Linked DNA regions of Homo sapiens: region 2 is linked to region 1. Evidence: chromatin contacts called from ENCODE Hi-C data. All regions are on one chromosome and are shown on one strand. The core of a region is the stretch at or near the end of the contact, and the rest is flanking DNA. Distances in the headings are between cores, read along the strand shown.

Evidence for each region. A loop is a pair of places that touch in the nucleus more often than their neighbours do. Pooled maps may share reads with other maps.
Region 2: a pooled map shows a loop between it and region 1 (6-fold over the local background). The contact joins the enhancer-like site here to the promoter of ANKRD36C in region 1. A Hi-C loop is called at or near these places in 8 of 50 pooled maps.

Annotation. Positions count from the first base shown.
Region 1 is chr2:95,989,520-95,993,444 of GRCh38, reverse strand. It overlaps ANKRD36C (ankyrin repeat domain 36C), which reads left to right and starts at 1,621. Exons shown (of 88, transcript NM_001393982.1): 1 at 1,621-1,933. The coding sequence starts at 1,737. RefSeq lists silencers at 805-984, 1,345-1,404, 1,435-1,484.
Region 2 is chr2:96,405,772-96,409,696 of GRCh38, reverse strand. No RefSeq gene overlaps it. Among named protein-coding and RNA genes, the nearest start is that of NCAPH, 72 kb to the right of the region's middle. Within about 2 kb of position 2,161, at least 21 of the 41 ENCODE cell types and tissues checked have a DNase peak (open chromatin) inside an H3K27ac peak, as active enhancers do.

The DNA of each region.
Region 1 (3,925 bases), core at 372-2,871:
AGTGATGATGATTTAAAGAACCATTTGCTTTTTCCTTACTGTTCCCTGTTTTTAGATTTTTGGCTAGTGTCTAATTTTTCCCTGTTATAAATAATGCTGAGATGAACAGAATATGTAGATTTCTAATAATTTGCAAATGAACAGCATATGAAAAACATGAGCAAAAATTTTGCAGTTATAATTACTCAACACAAGTTTTAAATAAATTACTTTTATTTTGAGCGTTCATTCTTACGTATGTTATAGGAAGTAAGTAAGAAGCATTCCTTACTCCTTAGAATTTTGTTTATAAGTTAGTGATGAATTGGAAAGGGTAGCTTGCCCCTGGAATTCTCTGATAAGCACAGGTGATGAGGAAAATGGAGAAATCCAAGAATTCCTTTGTCTTTCCTTGAAAGTAGTCAACTTTAAGTGCAGTGCAGGCGTGCCCTCTAGCGGCCAAATAAAAAATAAAGAAATACGGGAAACCTTCAGCATTGTAACAATCGCACGTCCCCATCTAGTGGCTAACGTGTGTAAATGCAGCTTTTCTAATCACAATAACGAATGTTACTTGATTTATATGTCTCATGAGGTGAAGAGCTGGAAGGAATCTTAGAGACCATGTATTTCAACTTCCTCACGGAGTGGCATGCAGGCAGCAGCCTTGGGAACCCCGATTGCCCCTCCTCACACCTGCCCATCATAGGACTTGGGCGACGGGGTGGTGAAGTCAGGCTGTGGCCCCAGCGGCGCCACGAGGCCGAAAACCGGCGCTCAGCCTCATCCCGGTGGCTGCAGAGTGCCAAGCGCCAGGTCCTGCGCTCCGGGCGCGGGTCAGAAGCAGCTGGCAAGGGCAGCGCAGCCTGTGGGCCCTTGGGCGCTGGCCGGCCGCAGCTCCGGGAAGCCACGTCAGCCCACGGGCGCTGCAGCTGCAGCCGCCACCAGCACATGGAGCAGGGGTCCCCGAGGATTGGGAATCCCCGACCAGGCCTGCGCCTCCAGCCGCGCGGACCCCGGGGCCAGCCTGGCCGCGGCAAGTCAGGCAGTCTGCGGCAGGAGCGCCGGGCATGGGCTTCGGCCGGGGGTGCAGGAGGCGCGCACCCTCCGGCCGGATGGCGGCGCACTCAGGGCTCAGGAGGCCATCCCACGGGAGCCCCGCCAGCCCCCGCCGGAGCCCGAGCTGCAGTGCCGCCTGCAAGTGGTGCGCTGGCTGCAGCTGTGGCAACCCCAGATCCCGTCCTCCCGCCTCGCACCCATCAGCGCGGACCCCGGGGGCGACGCAGTGGCGATGTCGGGCTGTGGGCCCAGCGGTGGCACTAGGCGGAGAAGCACCACTCAACCCCATCCCTGGGCTGCAGAGGGCCCAGCGCGGGGGGCTCCGAGCGTCGGGAGCCTGTGGAAGAGAAGAGCGCGCGGGCGACAGTTAAACAGGCCCTGGGGCAGGGCGCGCCTCGCGCTCCAGGGAGCCCCGCCCTCCCGCGGCACCTCCGCAGCAACCGCCGCCTGCACTGGGCGCGCGAGAGCTGCTAGGGCGGTTTCTCTGCCTCGGGCCTGTTGGGCAGGGCCGGCTAAGGTGCGCGTGCTCGCTGGTTCTAACCCTTCTGTTGGGCGTTTCTGCTGAGAGGCGGGAGGCGCTGAGAGTCTGTGCGAAGGTCCGTGGACAGACTGCTTTGCCTGTTGTTGCTCTTCGGAGGCGGCGATCCCCGAAGGCGAGCTGAAATACGGCTGCAGGCTACAATTTGCAGCCGACCATTATGGATGACAAGGAGCCGAAGAGGTGGCCCACCCTCAGGGACCGCTTGTGCTCGGATGGCTTCTTATTTCCCCAATACCCCATTAAACCGTATCATCTGAAGGGGATCCACAGAGCTGTCTTCTATCGTGATCTGGAGGAACTGAAGTTCGTTCTGCTCACGCGTTATGACATCAATAAGAGAGACAGGAAGGAAAGGTAATGGGGGCCGGGAGCCGGGGCTGCGGGAGGAGGCCTGTGGATGTGGAGAAGTACCCCTTTCCAGGCTGAGGGCTGCGGGGCGGATGGTCCGGGGCTCGGGGTATGGACGGGGGCTAGGGGGTGCCTGGCTGGGGTGGGAGTGAGTGGAGCGGGGCCTGGGGAGTGGCGGTATATGGGGTGGCGGGGTGTGGAGTGAGTTGGGGGATGGGAGTGGGGAGTAGGGGGTGCATGGGGTGGGGGTGTGAATGGGCTGAGGTGGACGGAATGAAGGCTTGGGGGGTAGGGGGTGTGGGGTGGGGAGATGGGGTGAGGGTTCAATGGGATAGAGGACTGGAGGTGGGGGTGAGGTGTGGGGGTGAATGGGGTGGCGGAAAGGGGTGCAGAGGTGAGGGGGGCGAGTCCTGTCACCAAAGGGGCTGGACTTTCTTTCCTGGCAGGCTCAGCCGCACCTGGGATGTGGAAACCTTGGCAGGGGCGAGCACCCAGGTCATTTTCACAAGCAGCAAAACAAAAACAAAACTTCAGCTGGTTTCCAATCACTCACCATGCTGCTTCTTTATAAATCATTTTAAAGTGATTTCACTAATAAAATTCAGCATGTACAGCGTTTTATTTTTAATGTACACGTTTTAAAGCATAATGTTACATACATTATGGAAAGGTGCATAATGAGAGAAATCATTTCCATAATATATCAACTTCCTGACTAAAAATTCTTTGGATAAAAATCCAATATTTATTTGATATCAATGGACACCTATGTCAATTTGGTTTTCACTGAGGGACCTTAGAGGGAAACTTTGAAGTGGGAAGATGGTCTGTGTTCTTGAATAGAAAGACACATTTTTCTAAAGTTCTGAGCTCTTTCTATGTTTATAAATTTTACATAATCCAAATAAAGTTATCAAAGTGTTAATATTTTTGAATTACTCATGCTGTCTTTTACTATTGTGACGACATTAAGAAAACTTTTGAAATGGAGTCAAAAAAGACTTGCCTTTCTAGATATGAAAATGTGCTGTTAATTTCCACAAGTTATTTACTAACAGCTGAAACAACAAATCAGTGAATGGAACAGGTTAGAAAATCCAGGAACACACCAATATGTGTAAGAATTTATTAGGTTGGTGCAAAAGCAATTGCGGTTTTTGCCGCAATTACAAGTAATGGCGAAAACTGCAATTGCCTTTGCACCAATCTAATAGAATTGGATAATGGTGACATTTCATATTAGTAGGAAAAGATGAATTACTCATAAATGAAGTGCCTGCTAACTATTTGGAGAAATCTGGCTAGATTTTTATGTCACAGAAATAAGTTCGTTATGGAATGTAGATTAAAAACTTTAAATGCACAAAATAAGAGATAACAGAAAAAACCACAAATGCCTACTTATATTGATTCATGTTTATATTCCTACAAATATCACAAGCACACATTCTGAAGGTCGATTTAGCAAAATAAAAAAAATCCAGTTTATAAGAAAAAATTAAAAGACAATATGTGTATATACATATTAGATAAAAAAGTGATTTTCATTTTACAGAGAATTCTTCAAATAAACAAGAGCTCTCATTTAAAATAGAGCAAAGCATTTTTTTTTCAGATATTCAAGCAACCTATGCACATGGGAAAAAATATTTAGTGTTCCTGGGAGGAGAAGGTATTTAAGTTAAAAAAGGAATGAAATACTATTTTCTATCCACAAATTTGTGAGGGTAAAGGGTAGCAGTACATATACTGCTGTTGAAAGTTTACATTTCTGATGACTTTTCAAATAGACAATTTGTTGGTAAGTATCACACTGTAAAAATGTATGTGCCCTTCACCCATCAATTCCATTATACTAAAATATCTCTAGGAAATAGAGATACATGCAATTTGTTTTTCTCAGCACTGCTTAAAATAGCAATGTATTTGGAAAACCCCTTATAATGGATTTTATAAATTTTATAAATTTATCAATAAATTTCAGTGCATCCATAGGAT
Region 2 (3,925 bases), core at 912-3,411, 420 kb before region 1:
AAAGACAGAGAAAGAGACAGAAGGACAGAGACAGAGAGAGACAGAAAGACAGTGAGAGAAAGGCAGAGAGAGCGACAGAAAGAGAGAGAGACAGAGAGAGAGAGAGGGAGAGAGAGAGAGAGAATTTCCTGACTGACTCTCCAAAAAGAGCTGGTGGAGATTTTTTTATTAGACAAAGCATAGGAACTAATATCAGGGGTAGGGCGAGCAGGCTGAGCCGGGCAGACCTCATAAGGGGTAGGGTGTGCAGGTCAGCATATTTGATTGCCATGGTTTTCATGGTCAGGATAACCATGACCCATTAATAATAATGGGCCACCTGGTGGTCTGGCTGGTAGCAACAAAGCTTTAAATCAATTGTTCAGAATTCCTTCCTGGGATGCGACACTGTGCAACCTTGGTTATCTCCTCAGGCCAGTTCCTGGAATTTTTTTTTTTCTTTTTTTTGAGACAGGGTCTTGCTGTGTTGCCAGGCTGGAGTACAATGGCACCATCATGACTCACTGCAGACTTGACCTCCCTGGGCTCAAGTGATCCTCCCACCTCAGACTCCTGAGTAGCTGGGACTACACGTGTTTGTCACTATGCTCAGCTAATTTTTGTATTTTTTTGGAGAGACGGGGTTTTGTCATGTTGCCCAAGCAGGTCTAAAACTTACAGACTCAAGCGATCCGCCTGCCTCGCCTCTCAAAATGCTAGGATTACACATGTGAGCCACTGCGCCTGGCCAGAGTTCTTTAAGTAAGCGGCATGGTTAAACATTATGGCATCGTGGGGTAGTGGTGTGGGTTTTGTGATCCGTGGGAATGCTGTAGTGGGGCTGAGCTGAAGCCAAGTCTTATCTCTACTGTCTCAGTACTCTCACTCCAGCTATTACCGAGCAAATGGGCTTGCTGCCTGACTGCACAGAAGCCAACACTGCTGCTCCAGCTTTGAGAAAAGAAAAGCTTCATTGTGAGGCAGACCAGCAAGGAGACAGGAGGCACAGCTCAAACTTCTCTCTCCAATTTGGGGTGTGGGGCACGTTTTAAGGGGTCAGAGGGCAAGGGAAAGTATTTAGGAATGTTGGCTTGGCAGGGTCTGATTGGAGGGCTTCAAATTTAACCATTTGTGGTAAGGTATGTTGAGGCAGATTTTAGCCCCAGATCTTCCAGGCCCATAGACTCCTTCCTTTTGAAAGGGTTCCAGTGTTCAGGTTCTGGTCATGTCCCAGTCCTGTTGGCTCTGCAGGAAGAAATCATTGGTTCCGGTGTTGTTAGAGGTCAAAGCTTTTTCTATTGTGCCTGGACTACATGACTCGCAGTTTTGGCTTGGTTATACCTACAAGGTAACTTGACATTCTCTTATCAACAGAGTAGGCTCAGTTTGGTCTGGTTCTGTGATTACGCCACTCCTTGTATCCTTTCAAATAACCATTTCGGGCCAGGCACAGTGGCTCACATCTGTAATCCCAGCACTTTGGGAGGCCGAGGCAGGAGGATCACTTGAGGTCAGGAGTTTGAGACCAGCCTGGCTAACATACAAAAACTAGCCAGTCAAGGTTGCAGGAGCCTGTAATCCCAGCTACTCAGGAGGCTCAGGCAAGATAATCGTTTGAACCCGAAAGGCGGAGGTTGCAGTGAGCCGAGGTCGCGCCATTGCACTCCAGCCTGGACAATGGAGCAAGACTCTGTCTCAAACAAACAAAAATAAAACAAAACAAAAAAAACCCCACCCATTTCGTTACAGTTTGAGAGAGTCTGAGAGGCTGAAAGGACTGGATCCTTTCTGTGTGGGTGTTGATGTCACAGATTTGACATCATTGTCCCCGGGCCCCTCTGGGGGAGCTGGCCCCTGCAGTCCCTGAGGCTGAGTCTGGGCGTGAAAGGCTTGCTTTTGGCTGGCACACTGGGACCGTTGTTTTCAGCCAACAGATGAAACCCAGCTAGTTGGAAGAGGCCCATTCAACCCCCATGTTTACACATGAGGAGCTGGGGGCCAGGGCGACAGGAAGTGGCTTGCCCATGTCAGTGGAGCTGGTGGCAGAGCATCCGCTTGGCAGAGGATGGCAGCCCACAGCCCCAGGCGATGGAGGCACCCCATTTCCAGTGTGGCTGCTTCGTGCTTGCTGTTGACTTGCAGTTTGGAACCTTGTACTGCGTGCTTCATTCGCAGGACAGAAGCTAAATCTGCGCCCTCTGCCGTCCTCTCAGAGGAAGTGCCTGTATTTGGTGAGAACGGGGGTGAGAGAGGCTCCAAGATGCCCCTTGGCAGAAATTTCCAGTAATTGGCTGGGAGGAGGCTCACCCCACCTGAGCAGGAGCAAGCGGCGGTAGGGAACACAGCGCGCACGAAATAGCAAATTTCACTGATTATTGAGAAGAAAGGAGAGGGGGTGTATTTGGTGAGCTGGAGGTGGTCTCCTCACATATCTGTTAGGATGTTTGCAGCCATGAGCAACAGGAAACCTAATTCCAATGACCTAAACAAGGAGGCTTTGTCATCCCACATCACAGGCAGCCCCAAGGCAAGGCAACTCCGGGTCAGCTACTTTAGTAGCTCAATTTGGTACCATCAAGAATCATAAATCATGGATGGGCACAGAGGCTCGTGCCTGTAATCCCAGCACTCTGGGAGGCTGAAGCGGGAGGATCACTTGAAGCCAGAAGTTGGAGGCCAGCCTGGGCAATATAGTAAGACCCTATCTCTACAAAAAAATGTGTAGAGATGTGGTGGCACATGCCTATACTCCCCCCTACTTGAGAGGCGAGGCAAGAGGATCGCTTAAGGCCAGGAGTTTGAGGCTGCAGTGAGCTATGATTATGGCACTGAAATCCAGCCTGGGTAACCGAGCAAGACCCCCACTCTCTAAAAAAAGAATCATAAATCATAACATCGCTTTGTACTCCAACAATTTATACAATTATAAAATATTGATGTACAACTTTAAAAAAACAGGAGCGAAAAAAGAGTCCTTCCCCCTCAGCCATCCTCAGCATACAGCCTGGCCCCACCTCCCATGCCTGCCAGATGGCAGCTGCAGGCCCACGCAGACTCCCAGCTCTGCGGGGAAGATTCGCTGTGAGTTTTTTTAAGAAACTATCCCCCATCGGCCAGGCGCGGTGGCTCATGCCTGTAATCCCAGCACTTTGGGAGGCCTAGGCGGGCAGATCACAAGGTCAGGAGATCGAGACCATCCTGGCTAACATGGTGAAACCTCGTCTCTACTAAAAACATAAAAAATTAGCCGGGCGTGGTGGCGGGCACCTGTAGTCCCAGCTACTCGGGAGGCTGAGGCAGGAGAATGGCGTGAACCCAGGAGGCAGAGCTTGCAGTGAGCCGAGATCGCGCCACTGCACTCCAGCCTAGGGGACAGAGCGAGACTCCATCTAAAAAAACAAAAAAGAAAAGAAAAGAAAAAAAGAAAAAGAAACTAAGAAACTATCCCCCAGCAAATGTTCCTGTACATCTCATTGGCCAGAGCTGCATCACATGCCCATTTGTAAACCAACAATGGACAAGGGGAATGGGGCCACTGTGACTGGTTCAGTCAATCAGATTGGGCTGAGCTGGAGATGGGACTCTGGTCACCTTCCCTGAGCCTGTGGGCCAGATGGGCAAAGAAGGAAGACAAGGCTGACTGTGGAGAGCCAGCAGTGTTACAACGCCTCCCCACCTGTTTTAGAACCTGCCAAAGTCAGGGTTGGACAAAAGGGTTTCACACCCTGTTTTATTCCCTGTCAAAGCCCACACAGTATCCAGATGCTCCCCTTGTTGAAATGGGGTCTTTGGCAGTCCAGCCTCCTGGGTCTCGGTGGGCAGGGTGTCGGGAAGACACGGCCTCTACTGGGGTGTCTGGTGACTGTTCCAGCAGGAGGGGATGGAGGGGCACCCTAACTCTATTTCAGAGCCCTTCTAGGCCTGAGATTGTGGCCCGGATGGCCTC